Linked DNA regions of Homo sapiens: region 2 is linked to region 1. Evidence: chromatin loops called from intact Hi-C (ENCODE). Cell type or tissue: B cell. All regions are shown on one strand. Each heading gives the region's core, and the rest is flanking DNA. Links, peaks and the distances in the headings are about the cores only.

Evidence for each region. A loop is a pair of places that touch in the nucleus more often than their neighbours do. Peaks named below come from ENCODE experiments on the same cell type or tissue, not always from the same donor. Only the 100,000 strongest peaks of a DNase experiment are listed, where the experiment ranks them.
Region 2: it touches region 1 in a loop (28-fold over the local background); 6 of 110 quality-filtered maps call a loop at or near these places.

Annotation. Positions count from the first base shown.
Region 1 is chr2:244,013-254,042 of GRCh38, forward strand. SH3YL1 (SH3 and SYLF domain containing 1) reads right to left here. Exons shown (of 10, transcript NM_015677.4): 2 at 8,993-9,103; 3 at 5,719-5,832; 4 at 3,526-3,590. Among named protein-coding and RNA genes, the nearest start is that of SH3YL1, 15 kb to the right of the region's middle. RefSeq lists a silencer at 9,163-9,363. In B cell, for the core only: CTCF peaks have their summits at 2,677 (motif pointing right) and 2,881; a DNase peak (open chromatin) is centred at 2,659.
Region 2 is chr2:656,752-666,781 of GRCh38, forward strand. It overlaps TMEM18 (transmembrane protein 18), which reads right to left. Exons shown (of 5, transcript NM_152834.4): 5 at 7,126-10,030. Among named protein-coding and RNA genes, the nearest start is that of TMEM18-DT, 16 kb to the right of the region's middle. RefSeq lists an enhancer at 3,858-4,433. In B cell, for the core only: no CTCF peak of the experiment used is centred there; DNase peaks (open chromatin) are centred at 5,690 and 6,000.

The DNA.
Region 1 (10,030 bases), core at 351-5,350:
GGAACTCTGTCTTTCGAATAACATGCTGCCTGGATGTGGGAGCAGACGCTTCCCAATCTGCCCCTCTCTGGCTGCCTCCTACTGGAGAATTCTCCTGGCTTAGCTATTTTACGGATAAAATGAGAGCGATGACAACCACCTTCCATGGCTATGAAAATGATTCCATAATAGCATGTGTACAAGTTTTGTAAAAAAAAAAAATGGCCTGGAGCGGTGGCTCACGCCTTTAATCCCAGCACTTTGGGAGGCCGAGGCAGGCGGATCACGAGGTCAGGAGATCGAGACTATCCTGGCTGACACAGTGAAACCCCATCTCTACTAAAAATACAAAAAATTAGCCGAGCATGGTGGCGGGCGCCTGTAGTCCCAGCTACTTAGGAGGCTGAGGCAGGAGAATCACTTGAACCCAGGAGGCAGAGGTTGCAGTGAGCTGAGATTGCTCCACTGCACTCCAGCCTGGGCGACAGAGCAAGACTCTGCCTCAAAAGAAAGAAAGAAAGAAAGAAAGAAAAGAAAAAGAAAGAAAGAACGAAAGAAAGAAAAGAAAAGAAAAGAAAAAGAAAGAAAGAAAGGCAGATAGTTAAATTATTCAACAAATATTGGATAGTACTAACCGATTACGTGTGTGCCATCTATGTGCTTGAAAGGAAAACCCTGTGTGGTTACAGGTCCTGTCATTGTCCCATTTTACAGAAAAGGAAGCATTCATGGGTGTCTCGTCAGTCTCTGTGGACGTAGGTGTGAAGTTTGAGAAAGTCTCGGCCTTCCCGGTACTCACAGTGCACTTGAGGGCTGGTCCTTACTATTTGTGGCTGCTAGGACATGGTAGGGGCAAGTTCCCAGAGAAGCCAGGTCCAAAGGGGATGCTCAGCTCAGCCAGTGACCTGAGTCAGAAGTGCCCTCAGAGGTTGGTCCCTTCAGGAAGGACGTGTCTACCCTCCAGCCCCTCCGTGGTCTCAGTGGGCACCAGATCTGCTGTGATGAGAACAGCCTGAGGGAACCACTCTGGATACCCCATGCTCCCGTTCTGACTCCCTCCCTCATTAAGACAGCAGGCGGGAGTGCTCTGTTAGGATGGAGGCTCAGACAGAATCAGAGAGTGCTTCATGGAGAGCAAACAGTGCTTTCTGTTAACATTGAAAAATAGCCGACTGCTGTGACATCACTGCACACTCACAATTACACGCAGAGACTTATCTGTGGGGCTCTGAGAAGCAAAGTCAGATCATGGTTAAGAAGTTTAAAACTCATGTCTCCAATCCCTAGGAGATGCTTCTTATCTCTGTTTGAAATTGACATTTAAAAGTTAATAGTTATGTTATTTAAATGAAATTCCATAGTTAATTTCCATACTGTCATGAAGACAGGCTTTGCAATAAAAAGTTTCTGTAAATGGCAAGCCTAAATAAGCTGCAAAGATGAAGAAGATATTAAAAATAAAATTATATTTTGTGTCATTTCAAGGGCTTTTACTGTATAAATCCATATTTAATCATCAATATAAGCCCAGAGACTCATATAAGGCTATCTTTAACTGTGTTTTGCAGATGTAGAAGCTGAGGTGTGGAGAAGAAAAGCTACTTCCTAACATCACAGACTGGAAGCACCCAGGTCAGAATTGGAGCCAGAATGGTCTGACCCAGTCTTCTCTCTTACAGCTCACCACTGTCTCGTATTGTCTTTTAAAAATAATACTGGTTTGAGAGGAGAAGATTGATTATTTATGTGTAAAGTAGTCACCCCATGGCCCAGGATGGTCTTATTTTGTCAAAAATATGAACAGCAATTCCACTGTGCAGCGCACCAGTCTTGAGAATTGTTAACAAAACAATAAACTATTGAATCATCACAACTAAAAAAAAATAAAAATAAAAATAAAATAATACTGTGTATCAGTCTAAGGCCCAGCACGGTGGCTCATGCCTGTAATCCCAGCACTTTAGGAGGCCGAGGTGGGCGGATCACCTGAGGTCAGGAGTTTCAGACCAGCCTGACCAACATGGTGAAACCCCATCTCTACTAAAAATACAAAATTAGCTGGGTGTGGTGGTGCACGCCTGTAGTCCCAGCTACTCGGGAGGCTGAGGCAGGAGAATCGCTTGAAACTGGGAGGTGGAGGTTGCAGTGAGCTGAGTCCATGCCATTGCACTCCAGCCTGGGTAACAAGAGTGAAACTCCATCTCAAAAAAAAAAAGAGAAAAAAGAAAAAAAATACTATGTATCAGTCTATAAAATGCTTAAAGTCTTTCTATTTCATTTACTGGATGAAGGGACTACATTTTACTTGCTCTTGTTTTTCAGGGCTTCTAATGTGCCCTATGGCTAAAAGTCCAAAATTTTCAAAGAATTACCATGGAAACTCTCAATTTTTGGTCTCTAATATATTGAAATTTAATACAGACATCATTTCTGAGTCTCTCATCATTTTTGAAATAAATGCTCAAAGCATGCCCCCAGCCTCACAAGGAGCCAGAGGGTTGTGGGAAGAACAGGTTGTGACTTAGCACAGTTTAGCAGCATGATCTATTGAGAGAAAAAGGCCCTTCTACAAGGAGGGCCAGGGGACTGGGTGGAGGTGGGGAAAGGGGAAGAGAGGGGAGGGAGGGAAGGGAGGAGGAAGGGGAGGGAAGCCACAATCACTGATGAAAATGCACTTTCCACCAGAGGGCGATATTTTTGAAAGCTTTGATTTGGTTGCACATGGTACAAAAATGCAGTCATGATAAGCAAAACTAAAATATGTTCCTTTTATACTACAAATTTATACAGCAGTGAGTAAGAAAGATTGAATAAAGATGAAAAAAGAGTTAGAAATACTTCCTCCTAATAAGGCTGAGGGAATTTACAACTATGTCAACAGGGCAAATCTACAAAGGATAGCTTAGGAAGAAATGGACTGAAATTTGAGAAGAAAATGAGTTGAGCATACCAGGAGATTCAATTTCCAGGCCCTTGCAAAACGACAGACTGAAGATGAGCATCAGCCCTAAGAGGATCCCCGTGTAGGAGGCCTCTGTGAGTGTGCATGTCTGCCCGACAGACGCCACAATCCCAGGAGCAACATTATAAACTGAAATAACGTGAAGTTCTTCTTTACTTAAAGAATGTGGAGGGATTTGAATATCATATGTTACAAAACTGGATTTTGCCACAAATGATGATGCACTGCCCACGTAATTTCAATGCCCACTGAAGGAGAACAGTGGCTTTGCCATGAGCAGTCCATAAACTGCCAATGACAGCTGGCCAGGTGTTGGGATGTGCCTGTTATACAAATGTGCATGAGACAGAAGCAGATAAAATGGCGAATGAAAGAAATCCTACTACTAAGGAAAGAAAAGGAAAGTAAATGGGAACCATCAGATAGCTTTAGTTAGACATTCATCGAGAAAATAAAGGAAACAATTTTTCCTAAGTGCCAATGGTAACAATAAGAACGCTAGGAAACCTCTCAGTTTTCACAGGTTGCATCTTAGGTGTCTTCAGAGGATATGGCAGTTGTATGGACGTGCACAAGCTACTTACCTCAATTCCTATTTCAAATCCTCCACCAAGGCCAGCTATCCCAATGGCTGAGGGTGCAGACCATTCTAATAAAAAAACAAACGAACGTTATCCTAACATTAAAACACCCTCGACATGTAAATATAGGAAGGAAAAATGCTAAAATCTAAAGAGTGCTTCTATTGAAAATAATGAGACTTGGTATTTCCCCTGATTTTAAAGTGATCTTCAAAAAGAATATGTAATTTTTAAAAAGTTAAAAATATTTTTAAAGTATTAGATATTCATTATGAGTCTCATAGCCTCACAAGCCCATGTCCTCTAATCTTTCTCTACCAACATGCATAAGACCACCAACTACTGGTTCCCTAACCATTAGCCATACAGAGCACTTGGTAACTTCAACTGTCAATATTTTTATAGAACAACTTAGCTGTAGGTCTAGTCTTCAGCTAGAATTTTGTCACAGATTTAAGAGATCAGAAGGATTCGAGAGAGTTGATTATCTAACGGTAACATAATAATTGTTTCCATTGTAAATTTCTGAGGGCAAAAACTGTTTTAACACCTCTCGTGCTTAAGCAGAATAAATAGGCTATAAATTCAAGGTTATTAAAATTCTAACAAGATAAATCACATTTAGAAACTAAGTACAGTAATTCCATTTGCCATGATACGGCACATTTTAGGATTACTATATGCTTATTTTTCTTGATATAGAAACTCATGTTAAACAAGTCTAGAAAAATGTATTTTCAATTTGGTGGGGGGATGGTCTGGCCAAAGCACTTTTTGAAAATGGTTGCTACCATGCATGCTAGATACTAGAATATTGCTGAAATATATCCAGAACTATCCTACCCAGGCTTAGAGAAGTTTGGCTTACAGAAATTAGTGTCTGATAATTTTTCGTTCCCTATGTTAGGAACTGTCCCTGTGTTAAGATGGCTGGTCTTGGCCAGGATCCTGGGGAACATGTTGTGTCTTATTTGGACAGTTTTTAAATTACTCTCAGCAGAGTCAGCAGCTGCAGCTCAGGAAGAAGGGAGAGAAATGTAGGTTTTAAAACCAGTAGAAAGGTTTGCTGGGGCTCTGAGAGGAGCCCAGGGCTTGGTATTGACTGTCCCTACCCTTGGTCAGCAAGTCACCCCATCAATGGAGCAGTTGGGGACCTGAGACATGCAGGGACTTTCTCACAGACTCTGAGTCCCATCTGACAATGGGCTCCCTTGGAATGTGCCTCTACTTTGTTTGGTTTTACTGCTGAGAAGTCTGCTCATGGAAATTTGGATAATGCTTGAGAAAAAGAGAATTATTTTCTTCTCATTTTCAAAGCCACACATTGAGCTATGAAAACTGATCCACATAATAAGGAAGAGGTTTTTGTTGACTGCGGGGATACCTTGGTAAGAAATGGTGAATCTGCTGACTGCTATTTCAAGGCCATATATTTCACAAATGTATATATTGTATATTTATTGTCTGTAAGTGTCCCATGCTCTCTCAAAATAAAATAAAATTATGCTAAAAAACTGCTACTAATAGAAAAACGTGTTCACTGAACAGCAAATGTTAAATTGGTATAAAAAACATTTTAGTTAGTTTTGACACACCTGTGTCCATTTTAAATACTACTATAAATGTTAGTACTTGGGATTCATGGCAAATATTTTGATTTCATCTCTAAAGAATCAAGTAGTAGATTTCATCCCAGAAAGTAAAACTCGATGATACTGCTCTTGATATGATTCTGCCTTGGGGAAAACTCTTCAAATGTCACAGTTTTTATGATCTACCACAGAAACAAAGAAATTCACATATGGCCCCTTATTTTCATATCAATTTCCATAAAACAAAAGAAAGCAGCTACACCATGAAGTTGAGGAATAAGAATTCATATTAAACAAAAGAAATGCACATACTGCCATGTTTCAATATTTGCTCCACGGAAGAATTACAAAATGCATGCAAAACAAAGTTATATCTACCTGTCTTGTCTTCTCTAATATTTTGAGGACAGAGAGAGACGGAAAGGCTGGTTCCTGTGGCTTGTTCACTGACACCAAACTGCACGTTCAGTCGAGTAGCCCTTATTACATAAGTTTTAGTTGATATGCAGGAAACCTGTCCTACTCGCTATGCAATGTGTTCACATGAAAACAGACAGAACAAAGAATGAAGACTCTCTACTCCAGTGAACAGACGCCAACTTACTTCCATCTGGAAGGCGCGCCACTACAATCCCGCTGCCTCCTCTGGCAGTCACCAGGAACCCGGCTTTGATCACAGACAGAATTGCAAGGCCTTTAGCCTTCGCAATTACGTGAGCTGTTAACGTGGAAAACAATGGGAAGGTAAGCATTTTGATCTATGTGCCTGGATAGACGAGCAAGTGTTAAACAGAGTCAGTGTACACAGAGGTTATCTCTAGGAATTCGGGGCACACAGGAGCAATGAACAAAAGTCAGTCACTCAACAGATGGGCACGAGGCCTCTCTATTCCCATGAATGTTTTTTGTGTTTGCTATTTTTGCAGTGCTAAACACAACATCATAAATATCCTCACATCCTGTAACTGACAAAATAAATTAGATATTTGAAAGAGATTTTATTGCTATCTATTAGCAGGGCAAATATTTTGGCAATTTCAATTAATTTAGGATATAGTACATAAAAGATAAAAGCTACATTTTCAAAGAAATTAAGATCCATATAGTATTAAGGAGAAACTTTAAAAATTACAAAAAGGCAGCATGAATTAGAACTTTGATCTTAAAGCCACGTAGCTAAATTAACCTTGTATTAATATAAAAATTTGGATTCAAAAACAGAAAAATTAAGTAATTTTCCAATGTTAAAACATTTTCAACTTTATAAAATGATCTGCTATAGCATTTGAGTACCACTTAACTATTAGTACACTGATAATATAATTCCATTTAAAAATATTGGTTTATTCACATGTCAGAGATGTTCATTACATAAAATGAGGGTTATTGGTATATGTATCCACTGAATATAGTGCCACACGATTCTGTGAATTTACGACACAATAACACCTCATTCAAACTAACGAGGGAAGCCTAACATATAACTTTAAGGTAGTTTAACTTATTATTATTTTTATCAAATATTCTGCCAAGGAAGTGAAGTCAGACATGGGGCTCTAGTACACAGAGCAAAAGCTTTGCAGATGACCCAAGAGAACACTAAAATTCTCATGTAATTATGCCACCATTTCAAAGTTTAAATTAAGAACCGACTCTTGGAAATAATTCATCCAACACCATGAAGTTTGCATGCAGAACATTTGTGGAGCTGTTCTTAATAAGAAAGCTACAGAAAATAAGGTTGCATCCTGGATGGCTGTCTACTAAGTGTACTTTATTTTTGTATTTTAAAAGGTTATAATTATATTGTAACAAGATTGAAAGCTGTATTATATGTTGTGCAGATTTATTTTTACAGCCACCTGTTGGCAGAATGTCTTCCTCACATTCTGTTCTCGATGCTTCTAGAGTTGCTATTGCCCCTATTGGGAATATTAGATATTAACAAAAGCACATTTTAAAATGGACATATTCCACATGTCAATTATATTTTTACAGATTTCCACTCAAATTCAGGGACACTAACATATTAATAATCCCTGAATAATCTGCCAATTAGCTTTTGATTTATAACATAGAATGTACCAATTATAGATTTAATTGCTAAATTAAGTTTCACCTACTTCTTAGAATCCTAACATTAGAGGAGGCCAAACACACCACTGGGAAGGTTTTAAGATCTAGATGTCTTGTTTAAATATTTTGTAGATGCAACTGTTTATCCTATGAAATAGCATCTTTGTTTTAATGTAAACATAATGCCCCCCACCAGACTCCCAGGAGAAGTGGGCCTGGATCTCTGTTGGCTGTGGAACTTCCATCGTTGCCACACCCATGCTTTGGGGCAATCTCTTACTTAGACTAACATGCAAACAGAATTTCTTTTTCTGAGCTTCACCCACTGAGACGGGCTCCTTCAGAATACTGATACTGAAAATCTAGTTTTTCTTGTTGAGTTTTCTTTAAGCTCTAAAGCAGCGCTTCTGAAACTAGTGTGTGTGTGCACCTCACTGGGACCTTGGGAGGAATGCAGACTGATTTGTGACGTCTGAGCAGATTTCTCACAAGCTCCCAGGGGATGCCAAGCTGCAGATTCAGACTATACCTGGAGCAGTAAGGCTCTAACAAGCACCGTTTCCTCAAGACAGGAGAAGTCACCGGGCCAATGCAACAACAATTAATATCATGATTAAGATTATTAAAACAACAACAAATTTTTAAAGCATTAAAGTTCTATTAAATAACTTTAGATATCTGGCTTAGAAAAATTAACTTTATCTCTTTAATGCAGGACCCAGAGTCATGCACTCTGATTAACTAAGAGGGAGGCTGGTCTGTAACACTGTCCAGGCTAACTGGCATGAGACAAGTATGCTATGAACACCCTTTGGAAATAACTAGAAGTGGTGATGAACAGATAGTGGTTTTCAAAGGCTCCCCTCTGGACTGATCTTATGTGTCACTGACTACTTAAGAATTACATGAGAAACATGTTTAAAACATGCATTCCTGGACACACTGCACTAAAAGTCTGATTCAGCAGGTTTGGAGTGAGGTTTAAGAACTGTGCCTTTATGGTCTAGGGGATACTGATGCACATCTGTGTTAGGAATTACTGATTAATGTCTTAAACCGCTAGAGAATGTAAATGTCTTATGTGGAAGGAGGAAACACAAAATTAAAATTTATGTATGAGATTAGCTGGTGAGTTTGCGAGGTTAGCTTGCAGAGTTCTTAGCACGCGATGCAAAGGACAGGCGAGGCTGCAGAGAGCTCAAGTGGAGCAGGAACATGTGGTGTTTAGGGCGCTGGCACCCTGGGATGGGAGGCAGGAGAAAAAGCCTATGCAAAAGGGAGAGACAGGGAGGGAAGAGGCCCTGCTGGTTTGCCTGGTCTGCAGCTGGCCCTGTCCAGACCCCTTCCACCTGGAGTAGCAAGGCCTTATGATGACTGTTTTCTCATGATGGGAGAAGTGGCAGGAATGCAACAATAATTAATATCATTATTTTATCATTATTAAGATTATTCTATCAATAACAAATTTTTAAAACAGAGCTCAGAGTCACGTGCTGTGATTAATTAAGAGGGAGGTTGGTCTGTAACATTGCCAAAGTTAATTGGCATTTGGATCTCCTTTGCATGAAACAAGTTATGCTGTGAACACCCTTTGGAAATAACCAGAAGTTGTAATGAACAGGTAGTAGTTTCCAAAGCATCCCTGGATCAGTCATGAGAAAAAAGGTGGTGGAACAAAAGGTGGCTGAACTACTTGTTGGCATTGATGGAGGCTTCTGCCTGAAATGGAGTGTCGAACAATGCAAAAAACAACTTAGGAAAAAGACATTTAGAGACAAACAGCACTCATCCTATTTACCTACCAGGAATGATCTTATCAGGTCCATTTCTGGAAGTTATTTCTGTGAATTCTCTTAATATTTTGGCAGCCTTTTTTGCTTCTGATTTCAAATTGGAAGGTATAGGGTTATTCACTGAAACATAACAAAAGATATTTTAATGAAAAATTCTGCTAAATAGAAGTGAGAAATTTATTATTATTTCATTCTTCTCATATACAATTGTCAGAGGTGTTCAAACCAGAGGGACTCCATTTTGAATAGGAGCTGGGTGAAATAAGGCTGAGACCTACTGGGCTGCATTCCCAGAAGGTTAGGCATTCCAAGTCACAGGATGAGACAGGAGGTCCGCACAAGATACAGGTAACGAAGACCTTGCTGATAAAACAGCATGCAGTAAAGGAGCTGGCCAAATCCACCAAAACCAAGAAGGCAATGAACGTGACCTCTGGTCATCTTCACTGCTCATTATACACTAATTCTAATGCGTTAGCTGCCAAAAGACACTCCCACCAGCGCCATGACAGTTTACAAATGCCATGGCAACATCAGGAAGTTACCCTATATGGTCTAAAAAGGAGAGGACCTCTCAGTTCCGGGAATTGCCCACCCCTTTTCCAGAAAACTCACGAATAATCCACTCCGTGTTTAGCATATAATTGAAAAACAATTGTAAGTATCCTTAGTTGAGCAGCCCATGCCACTACTCCACCTATTGAGTAGCCCTTCTTTATTCCTTTACTTTCTTAATAAACTTGCTTTTACTTTATGGACTTGCCCTGAGTTCTTTCTAGCACCAGGTCCAAGAACCCTTTCTTGGGGTCTGGATCGGGACCCCTTTTTGGTAACACAATGAAGCATTACCACAGCATAGCCTATCAAAGGAAATGACTGGAAATCCTCATTGACAGTATCATCTCTATTTCTCCTAATAAATCAAATCTATGCTGAGAGTCAGAAACTCTAAACTCTCATCTCAGAAATTATAAAATCCTTGGGCCCCAAAGGATGTTAAACAAAACCTGGCCAAACCTCCCTGTTATGTATCTTCTTCCTGCAATT
Region 2 (10,030 bases), core at 3,338-8,337, 420 kb after region 1:
CCAAAAATTTATTTTCTCACAGTTGTGGAGGCTGGGCACTGAAGATCAGGGCAGGAAGGAGGCACCCAATTTGTTTCCTGTGAGGGTTTCTCCTTGTGTTCTTCTAAGTCGAGAGCTCAGTGGTGTCTCCTCTTATCAGAACACCAGCCTGATGGGACCATGCCCCGCCCGGTGACCTCCTTCTACCCTGATGATCTCCTTATTGGAGCCACCACCAAATACAGTCCCACTGGTGGCTAGGAATGGACGTATAAATTCTGAGAGCACACGATCCAGCCCATAGCAATATCTGTAGTCTTCTCCTAAAAAGTAAAGAATAAAGAGCTTGAACAATTAGATTATGTTCAATTGTGTTCTCCTGAATTATCGGTTACTGCTGTCCAGTACTTTATCTTTCTCTCTCTCTCTCAAATGCATGTTATTATTATAATATCATTAATGTCACAATCATCATAATTTTCTGTAATGTGTTTTAGATTTAAACAAATAACCAATTCATTTTCTTCCATAACTTCTTACTTCTTTTACTATCACCTGGTAAAAGGAGGACATCTCTTAGTAGTTTCTTCAGGGAGTCTGTGTGTAGTAAACCCTCCCAATTTTCTTCAGCTGAAATGTTTTAAATTTGTTCTTATTCATGAAATATAATTTTACAGGGCACACACATCCAGGTTGACAATTATTTTCTATCAGCATTTTAAGGGATTATTCCAAACTTCTCTTAACTTTTAGTATTGCTTTTGGAGGTCTGCAGTCTACCGAATTGTCATTCTTATTAGACAGTGCCAAAGTTTTCTCTCTGTCTTACATATTTTACGTTTAGACTGGTTATTCTCAATTTTACTCCAGTATGTCCAGATGTATCTTTGTTTTGTATTTATTCTGCTTGATAGACAGCATGCTTTTGTAATCAAATTGTTTACTCATTTTTTTGCAAATATAGTCTCTCTCTAATTCTTCTTGTTCTATCCTATTGTAATTACATTCAATATGTACTGAATCTTCTCACTTTATCAACAGAATTTTAATAAACCCACATTTTTCATCTTCCTTTCTCTGTATTTCTCAACAGCCTCCTCTATGGACCACATGGCTGGTGCTGCAGGGAGGATCTGGGTCACCTCCCTGCTGGCCGCTGGGTCTCTACAGGCCTTGCTGAAAACCTTCCTGGGTAAACACCTACAGCTTGCATAACTTAGATCCGATGGCCCACAGGAGAGATTGCAACTGGGTGACCACGTGCCAGGGCGCCACATCAACAGCACTAGGAGCTGCCTTGGGGATGTAGGCGCCTTCCACGGGCTTTTCCAGAAACCAACTACAGGAATATTTTTAGAAATAGAGGTGTTCTCAACAAACAGAGTGGAACTAGTTAGATAAAATTAATCATTAGTGTATAGATCTCTGTAAATGTCTAAGAAATTATTATTAACTTAAAGCACTATTCTTACTAAACCTCCATGTTTTATGATGGAAACATATTATTTTTTCTGAAATGGTGTGTGGATTATCATCTACATTTCAATTGAGACATAAGCTTTGAATTGCTAGTTATCATTATTGCTTAGTGCAGTTGTTGTAACAAAAACAACCAAACCGAACTTTAACTTATTTTTATTTATTTATTTATTTACTTATTTGCAAACTGAATCTTGGAAAAAAAACCAAATCATCCTTAATCCCTGTAGTTTCGTTTATTAATCAACTTCTGCCGTGTACTGAAGCCTGTGCCACATCCAGGCATGCGGCAGCTCCAGGACCCATAGCTCTGTACCCAGGGATGATAACTCAACAGCAAACCTCTGCACCCTGCATTTCCTGGAACCGAGGGATGCAGTCTCCATGTGCTGGGATCCCTTTTCTCGATTCCTATTCAGTTTCTAGTAAGTCATTAGGCCACCCTCTGTCCGTACTTCTGGGCGCCCTGCACAGATCACAGGCAGTGTCCCCGCAGGCATCTCCTCTCCCCACCTGCAGTCAGTCTCAGACCCATAGACTGGGTGCCTTTGCCACCCTTCTGGATAGTTTTCATTGACATCAGAAAATTGGAGAAACTAGAAAAATACTGACATCTATAGAATGTGAAATATAATTTGGAATGTAAACTTGAAAATTAACCTTGGAAATAAAAACATTCATCATGTTGTAAAGGTGTTCAGAGGAGAAATGTGTGGAACCCAATACTACAGCTGAGCCCAGCTAAGGGTCCTGCAAGGGGTGACCTCAGGTTTTTGTTTCATATCTTTCTTTCCTTCTTTTTTCTTTCTCTCTCTCTTTCTTTTCTTATTTCTTTGTCTCTTTCTTTCACTCTTTCTCTCTCTCTCCCTCTCCCTCTCTATTTTTTTCTTTGTTTTTTTTTTCCCCGCTGTCTAACAGACCAAAATGTGGCCTCATCTCAGGTCCACATATGTTATTTCTTATTCCATCGCATTGTCCTCCAGGCTTTCACCAGAGGTCGAGGGGGGTAGGGGAGTCGGTGGTCGCATATGAACCACACTCGTTCTTAACGGCAGTTCCACAGACAGAACCCTCTCCAACCATTCCCCAGACCCTGCATTTTTCTTTCCACGTTCCTCACTCATTTCCTTTTCCTCTCACACAGGTCGTGCCAACCCTTCCTGTGACTTTCCTGAGATTCCCACAGCTTCACCATTTTCCCAGGTCCTCAAACCCAAATGCTCCAAAGCTATGATGACCCTGCTGTCTTCCAGCCTTTCTCAAATATGCTCACAGCACATGTGGTCTGAAGTGGATCTGCTATCACACTGCATGTCTCCTACATCTGTGAGGCCCGATGGGCTTCATTCATGGTTTTGATATGTTCTGCTTTGCCAAGAATAGTCAAGAAAAAAAAAAGAAAGGAAGGAAGGGAGGGAGGGAGAAAAGAAGGAAGAAGGGAAGAAAGGAAGGAAGGAAAGAAGGAGGGAGGGAAGGAAGGAGAGAGGGAGGGAGGGAAGGAAGGAAGGAAGGAGGGAAGGTAGGTAGGAAGGAAGAAAGAAAGAATATAGTCCAGCAGTTCCTTACAAAACTAAACAGACAATCCAGCAATTACATGTTTTGACATTTACCAAAATGAACTGAATGTTTATGTCCACACGAAACCTGCACATAAGTGTTTATAGCAGCTTTACTCATAATTGCCTAAACCTGGAATTAACCAAGATAACCTTCAGGAGGTGAGTGGATAAAAATTGTGGATAAATAACCTCAGTGAGTGGATAAATAAACTATGATTCATCTAGACAAGGGAACATACTTCAGTGTCAAAAAAACTAAGCCATGGAAAGACACAGAAGAACCTTAAATGCATGTTTCTGGGTAAAAGCCGCCAATCTGAATAGGCCGCCTCTGCGTGACTCCAACTCTATGACATTCTGGAAATGGTCAAACTATGGAGACGGGAAAAAGATCAGTGGTTACCAGGGGTTGGGAGGAGGGAGGGAGCAGGTGGAGCAGGGAGGACTGTTAGGGCAGTGGTGCTCCTCCGTGTGATGTTACCATGGGGGATACGCAGCATTGCACGTTTGTCCAAACCCACAGGAAGTACAACAGCAAGATGGAGGCCTAATGGAAGCGACGGGTTACTCTGGGGGACGATGAGTGTCCGTGTACGTTTGCTGATTTTAGCAAATGCAGGGCAGTAAGCCAATAAGTAAGTAACAGGAGAAATTGGGACTGGATGGAGTATTGGAACTCCACTCAATTTTCTGTAAACCTAAAACTGATTTAAAAAAATGAAGTCTATACATTTAAAATGTAATACTATAGAAACAGCATGAGGTTTTTTGAGTATAGACAGTGGTTGCCCTCATAGCGTCATTTACTGGTCAGCATTTTATTTTTCATGTTATCTCTTTATTTGAAACATTGTAAATCCCAGAAGGCCCTGTGGGTGCCAGAAGAAGAGCTGCTGAGCGGCGGTTCCCACGCGTGCTGCAGACGCTTTTCAGAGACAAGTCTTGGTCTTTGTGCTGGACGGAGGCAATGCTGCTAATGGGAGGCGGAGCCCACCTGCTCCTCAGCCAGGCCGCAGGGAGAGGCAGGCAGCGGTGAAAGCCGCTGAGCGGGAAGCAGGGCCGGGATGTAAGGCAGAAGCCGCAGGGACGTCGGCTGGGCCTCGGTTGAGAGCAGGGGAACGAGGAGCGGGTCTCCCAGTCGGGCTTCTATCTAAGGACAGAGCTGCTGTGCACCGGCTCCCTGAACTGCTCCTGCTCCCTGCAGTGCTCCCACTCCCTGCTGTGCACCCGCTCCCTGCTGTGTACCCACTCCCTGCTGTGTACCCACTCCCTGAAGTGCACCCACTCCGTGCTGTGCACCCGCTCCCTGCTGTGTACCCGCTCTCTGCAGTGCTCCTGCTCCCTGCAGTGCTCCCGCTCCCTGCAGAGCTCCCCCTCCCTGCAGAGCTCCTGCTACCTGCTGTGCACCTGCTCATACAGTTCACCCACTCCCTGCAGTGCTCCCACTCCCTGCTGTGCTCCTGCTACCTGCTGTGCACCTACCTGAAGTGCTCCCACTCCTTTCAGTGCTCCTGCTCCCTGCAGCGCACCTGCTCCTTGTAGTGCTCCCGCTCCCTGCAGTGCACACGCTCCCTGAAGTGCTCCCGCTCCCTGCTGTGCTCCCGCTCCCTGCTGTGCACTCGCTGCCTGCAGTGCTCCCACTACCTGCAGTGCTCTCGCTACCTGCTGTGCACCCGGAGCTGCCGAGGCTGGGCCCTGGATGGTGCAGGTGGGCCTTGGGTGTAGAGTGCAGCCTCGCCCCCATTTCCCGTGGACGTTTCCAGCCGCCCGAGTCTTCTGAGACCACAGATAAGGTCAAGCGAAGGAGGGCGTATCACTTCAGCTTCCAACTTCTACTCTCTACTTAAAAGTAGTTCCTGAGGCCAGCAGCGCGTCAAGGGCCAGGGTGGGGCCCTTCATCCTTTCTCTTCGTGTGTCTGAGCCTCCCAGTGTCCAGCAGGCAGAAGTGGTGAGCTCCTCGGGCCTGCAGCATCTTGTGAGGCTCATCCCTATCATAGCACAGCCCCCACAGAGCAGCCTCTCAGTCCCTCCATTCTCATCATGTTACTTCACTGGATAGGTCTTCTTTAAAAAGCATTCGTGGGCCGGGCACGGGGGCTCACGCTTGTAATCCCAGCACTTTGGGAGGCCGAGATGGGTGGATCACCTGAGGTCAGGAGTTCGAGACCAGCCTGGCCCATATGGTGAAACCCAGACTCTATTAAAAATACTAAAAAATTAGCTGGGCGTGATGGCAGGTGCCTGTAATCCCAGTTACCCGGTAGGCTGAGGCAGTAGAATCGCTGAAACCCAGGAGGTGGAGGTTGTAGTGAGCCGAGATCATGCCACTGCACTCCAGCCAGGGCGACAGAGTGAGACTCCGTCTCAAAAAAAAAAAAAAAAAGCATTCCTGAAACTAGACCATGTAAATGCACTTATTCATTCACATCATCATCTGTGTGGGTGCAGGTGCAGCATGGGTGTTTTCTAATGTAACGGAAAAATGAAATCAGTGATGTCTCCAGGCGCCTACATGTGTGCACGTGTGCACACGTGAGAGTACACTGCTGCATGTATCGTGTGGGTATGTGCATGAGTGTGAGCTTACATGCACAAGTGAGAGTGTATATGTAAACCTGCACTGTGTACGTTGCGTTGTGACATGTGCGCATGTCTCTGTGTGTTCACGTGTGCACGTGTCTCTGTGTTCACATGTGTGCACATGTGACTCTGTGTGTTCACCTGTGTATGTATTTAGGTCTGTTTCTGGACAGTAAAAACTGACTTTACAACTGATTTGGGATGTGGTTAACCTCATTCAAATGAACACAGGAAACCGAAGCCCTGTGCTTCCCGGCTCATTCCCTTCAGCTCCGGGTGACGTTCCTCAATCAAAAATATTAGACTTCTCTTTCTGAATAAGTGACAGAAATTTTCCCCAAGCAGCCAAACAGGGGCCTCTGGCATGGTGCTGTGGTGCCCTCTGGAGGGTTAGTGGAAAAGATGTCTTTCTCAGACAGAACGGGGAACGAACTGGAAAAGCTCTGCAGAGCCAAGGAGGTATGCGGCCCCAGATCCTGACGTTCCCCTTTCACAGCTCAGGAGACCAACCTGTGCAGGATCCACGACTCTGGCCCCACGTCGGGCCGGGCATCTCTTTCACGCAGCAGCTACATGTCACATTTCCTTTTCTCTATTCTGGTCCTGGAGTGAGCAGCACAGGACGCATTCTGTATGCTCCACATCATTCTGGGGATCAGATCAGCACCACCGCATCGCCAGCCCCACCAAAGCCGTTAACAGACGTGCAGTTTAGGGAATCTAACACATATCTTTTGATCCTTACAGTGATCTTATAAATAACTATGTCGAGTATGCCTATATACCTTTCCTGAAGGGAAACTGAAATTCGAGGCCATCATCACCATGTCCAGTGAGAACCAAGGCTCTTATAAAATTGATCATGTTCTGTGGTCATCACAGGAAGTGTTTTCACTCGGAATCTATCGTCAGACATGTCAGTACCTCTCAAGAGTTCTCATGAACACATTTTTACAATGACCACGTATTAATGTGCAGAATTCCACAACAGCTTGCAGCTGTTACCCTGGAAAATCCACTAATTGCATACGTATTTCAATGTGCTGTCGACATAAAGGTGACGCCCTGTAGGATGGGGGTCATAAACCTGCCAGGACAATGGTGAAGACTTGGGAGGGTAAGAAATGAGAAAGCGCTGTGTGCCCTTGAAGCAGCCGGGAAACCCGCATCCACCCAGGCTGCACCTCCACTCCCAGGCTCCGCGCTGCTTCCGGTCTGTTGTTCTGCTCAGGACTGTGATTGCAGCGGGGAAGCCTCTCACTCACCCAAGAGCCCCGTGTGCGGCCTAGGGTTGGTGGGAGACACAAACCCATCCCAGCCCAACCTGAGGTCATCGGTTACAAAGGACAGTGGCAGGGAAGTCAAGGCCCCACAAATGTCCACTCAGTACTTTTCAGAACTTACATGCTTCTAATATGTGCCAGGTATGCTTTGAGAGACTCTTGGATGGACTTTCTTGTATTGTCAATATATAAGCTGTCTGAAATTTATTATTTGATTTGTCACATCAGTAACTTACAGAGAAGAATTTAAAGAGCAAAAAAGCCAACATGAGTAACTTTATTTATAAAGGTGTCACAGTTCTTGGCAAGTAAATCCATTCCTAGGTAAACCATGGCTTCTGGCTTCAAATTCACAATTCCTAAGGTCCCCCTTTTTTTACCTGGATGCTTGAGCAAAAGGATATTCGGTTTGGAGGCTAGAGAAGGAAGCAATGATGCTGCCTGGGTATTTCACAGGCATTTGTATAATAAATGAAATGAACTTGGAAAGCATTTAAACACCAGCCACCCATCAGTGTGAACTAAGTAACAGGTGAAATCATAAGGATGGCACAATGTGTTTGTCGTTGTAACTTGTTTAAACTAACTTCACTGTTGTGAGGTTTTCACGGTTCTTCTCCGAGGGTCACTTGTCAGCTTGGGAGGAGGTGGAACCTCAGCTCTTCACAGTTCCTGATGATACATAAAGCAAAAAACTGTTTGACTTTCTAAAACCTTTTCAACACAAGCCAAAGCCAAACTACAGACTAGTAACACATATTTCTGCCCTATATGTGTTACCAATTTTAACACATAAAATTAGAAATAGGTTTTTTAAAGCCCATATTGCAAAACAAAGAAGAATACGAACAGATTATTCACTAAAAAAATGCAAAACACCAACAATCATTTGAAAAGCGTTAAACCTCACAGGTAACCACAGAAGTACAAGTTAAAACAGTGAGATAAAACTTTCACCTATTACTCAGAAAAGTTTCTTTTTTTACGTTGCTACTTAGTGCAGACAAGGATTTCAGGAAATATGTACAACCAATATTGGCATATGCTTTCTGAAAATTGATTTAGCAACATTTACCAACTGTCACATAAAAGTTATATATGTTGACTAAATTTCACTTGTAAGAATTTATTCCAAGTCAATAGTGGAAATGTAGGCATGTGAGGTTGGAGATTTCTGTGTTGCTGTTGTCAGTAAAACAATTAGAAAAACTCTGCATCTCTAATATCAGTAACTGGTTACGTAAATTCAGCCTATACCCCTACAATGTGTTTACTATGCAGGCATTGAAAATAATGTTATATAGTGAAATAGCATCATGATAATAGGGACTACATTACTTTATAGAAGATAGACTTACAGAAAAAAGGGGCAGCAAATTGACACTTAACAATTTTCTCCTGTTCCAAAGATATCCAATGTTATATAAGAAATAACCAAACATGGGTAAGGCAGAGGAAAGACCAGCACATGGAGGGCCAAGCTGTGAGTGAGTTGGGCTTAGGGATCCATAAACCCAGAGATGCAGACGCCCAGCTCAGATGGAGCATCACTCCCACATACAACAGAACCCAGAGATGCAGATGCCCCACTCACTCCGATAGAGAATCAACCCCATATACAACAGGATCCAGAGATGCAGACACCCCACTCACTCAGATAGAGAATCAACCCCACATAAAATAGAACCCAGAGATGCAGATGCACCACTCACTCAGATAGAGAATCAACCCCACATAAACTAGAACCCAGAGATGCAGATGCCCCATTCACTCAGATAATCAACCCCACATACAACAGGACCCAGAGATGCAGATGCTCCACTCACTCAGATAGAGAATCAACTCCACATACAACAGGACCCAGAGATGCAAACACCCCACTCACTCAGACAGAGAATCAACCCCACATAAACTAGAACCCAGAGATGCAGATGCCCCACTCACTCAGAGAATCAACCCCACATAAAATAGAACCCAGAGATGCAGATGCACCACTCACTCAGAGCAACAACCCCACATACAACAGAACCCAGAGATGCAGATGCCCCACTCACTCAGATAGAGAATCAACCCTACATACAACAGGACCCAGAGATGCAGATGCCCCACTCACTCAGATGGAGCATCAACCCCACACACAACAGGACCCAGAGATGCAGATGCCCCACTCACTCAGATGCAGCATCAACCCCACACACAACAGGACACAGAGATGCAGATGCCCCACTCACTCAGATGGAGCATCAACCCCACACACAACAGGACTCATGGAGGCAGTCACCCAGCTCACTCAGATGGAGTGTTAACCCCACGCACACAAAACCCAGAGATGCGGATGCCCAGCTCACTCGGATGGAGTATTAACCCCATGTACAACAGAACCCCGAGATGCAGATGCTCAGCTCACTGAGATGGAGCATCAACCCTACACACAACAGGACCCATGGAGGCAGATGCCCAGCTCACTCAGATGAAGCATCAACCCCATGCACAACAGGGCCCATGGAGGCTGACATCCAGCTCGCTCAGATGGAGCAGGAGCTGCTGAAGGGTGTTTTGGCCCAGGACTGGAGCAGAAGGCAGTAGCCCTGAGGCTTACAGAGCAGACCCTATGGCCACATGCTTGGACTTAGGCCTCTGCTTGGCTGCCTGAAGGCTGCAGGGAGCTCCTTCTCTGTCCTCAGGTTCCTTTCAGGGCCTGTGCCAGTCAGCGCCTCCCCTGGCATAGGTCTTGTGCAATTTCTAATGACAGCATGATTCGGAGACTATAATAGCTACACCTTCCCCCAAAGCGAGGAAAGATCTAACTGTACAGGCCGCTGTGAAACTGGAACATCGGAGGAAGAGGAGCTAGAAAGCTTACCAGGCCGATGAGGATGCTTGCTGTCAACTGTTCCAGCCCCACTCGGAACAAGCTGCCACCAACGCATGGCACCCACAGCCTGCGTGGGCCTCGCCGCCCCATCCTGCCTTCCCTGTGCAGCAACCAGGGCTTGGAGACATCTTCGCACCATCCTGGGACTGGGCAGCGCCACCCCCTGGGTGCTCTTCTCTGCCCTGGCTCGCTCCCTTCCTGCCTCCGAGAACTCTGCATGTGGAGCCCAGCCCCGTCCTCCCCAGGACCGACTTGCTGGTGTAGTCGACCAGCAA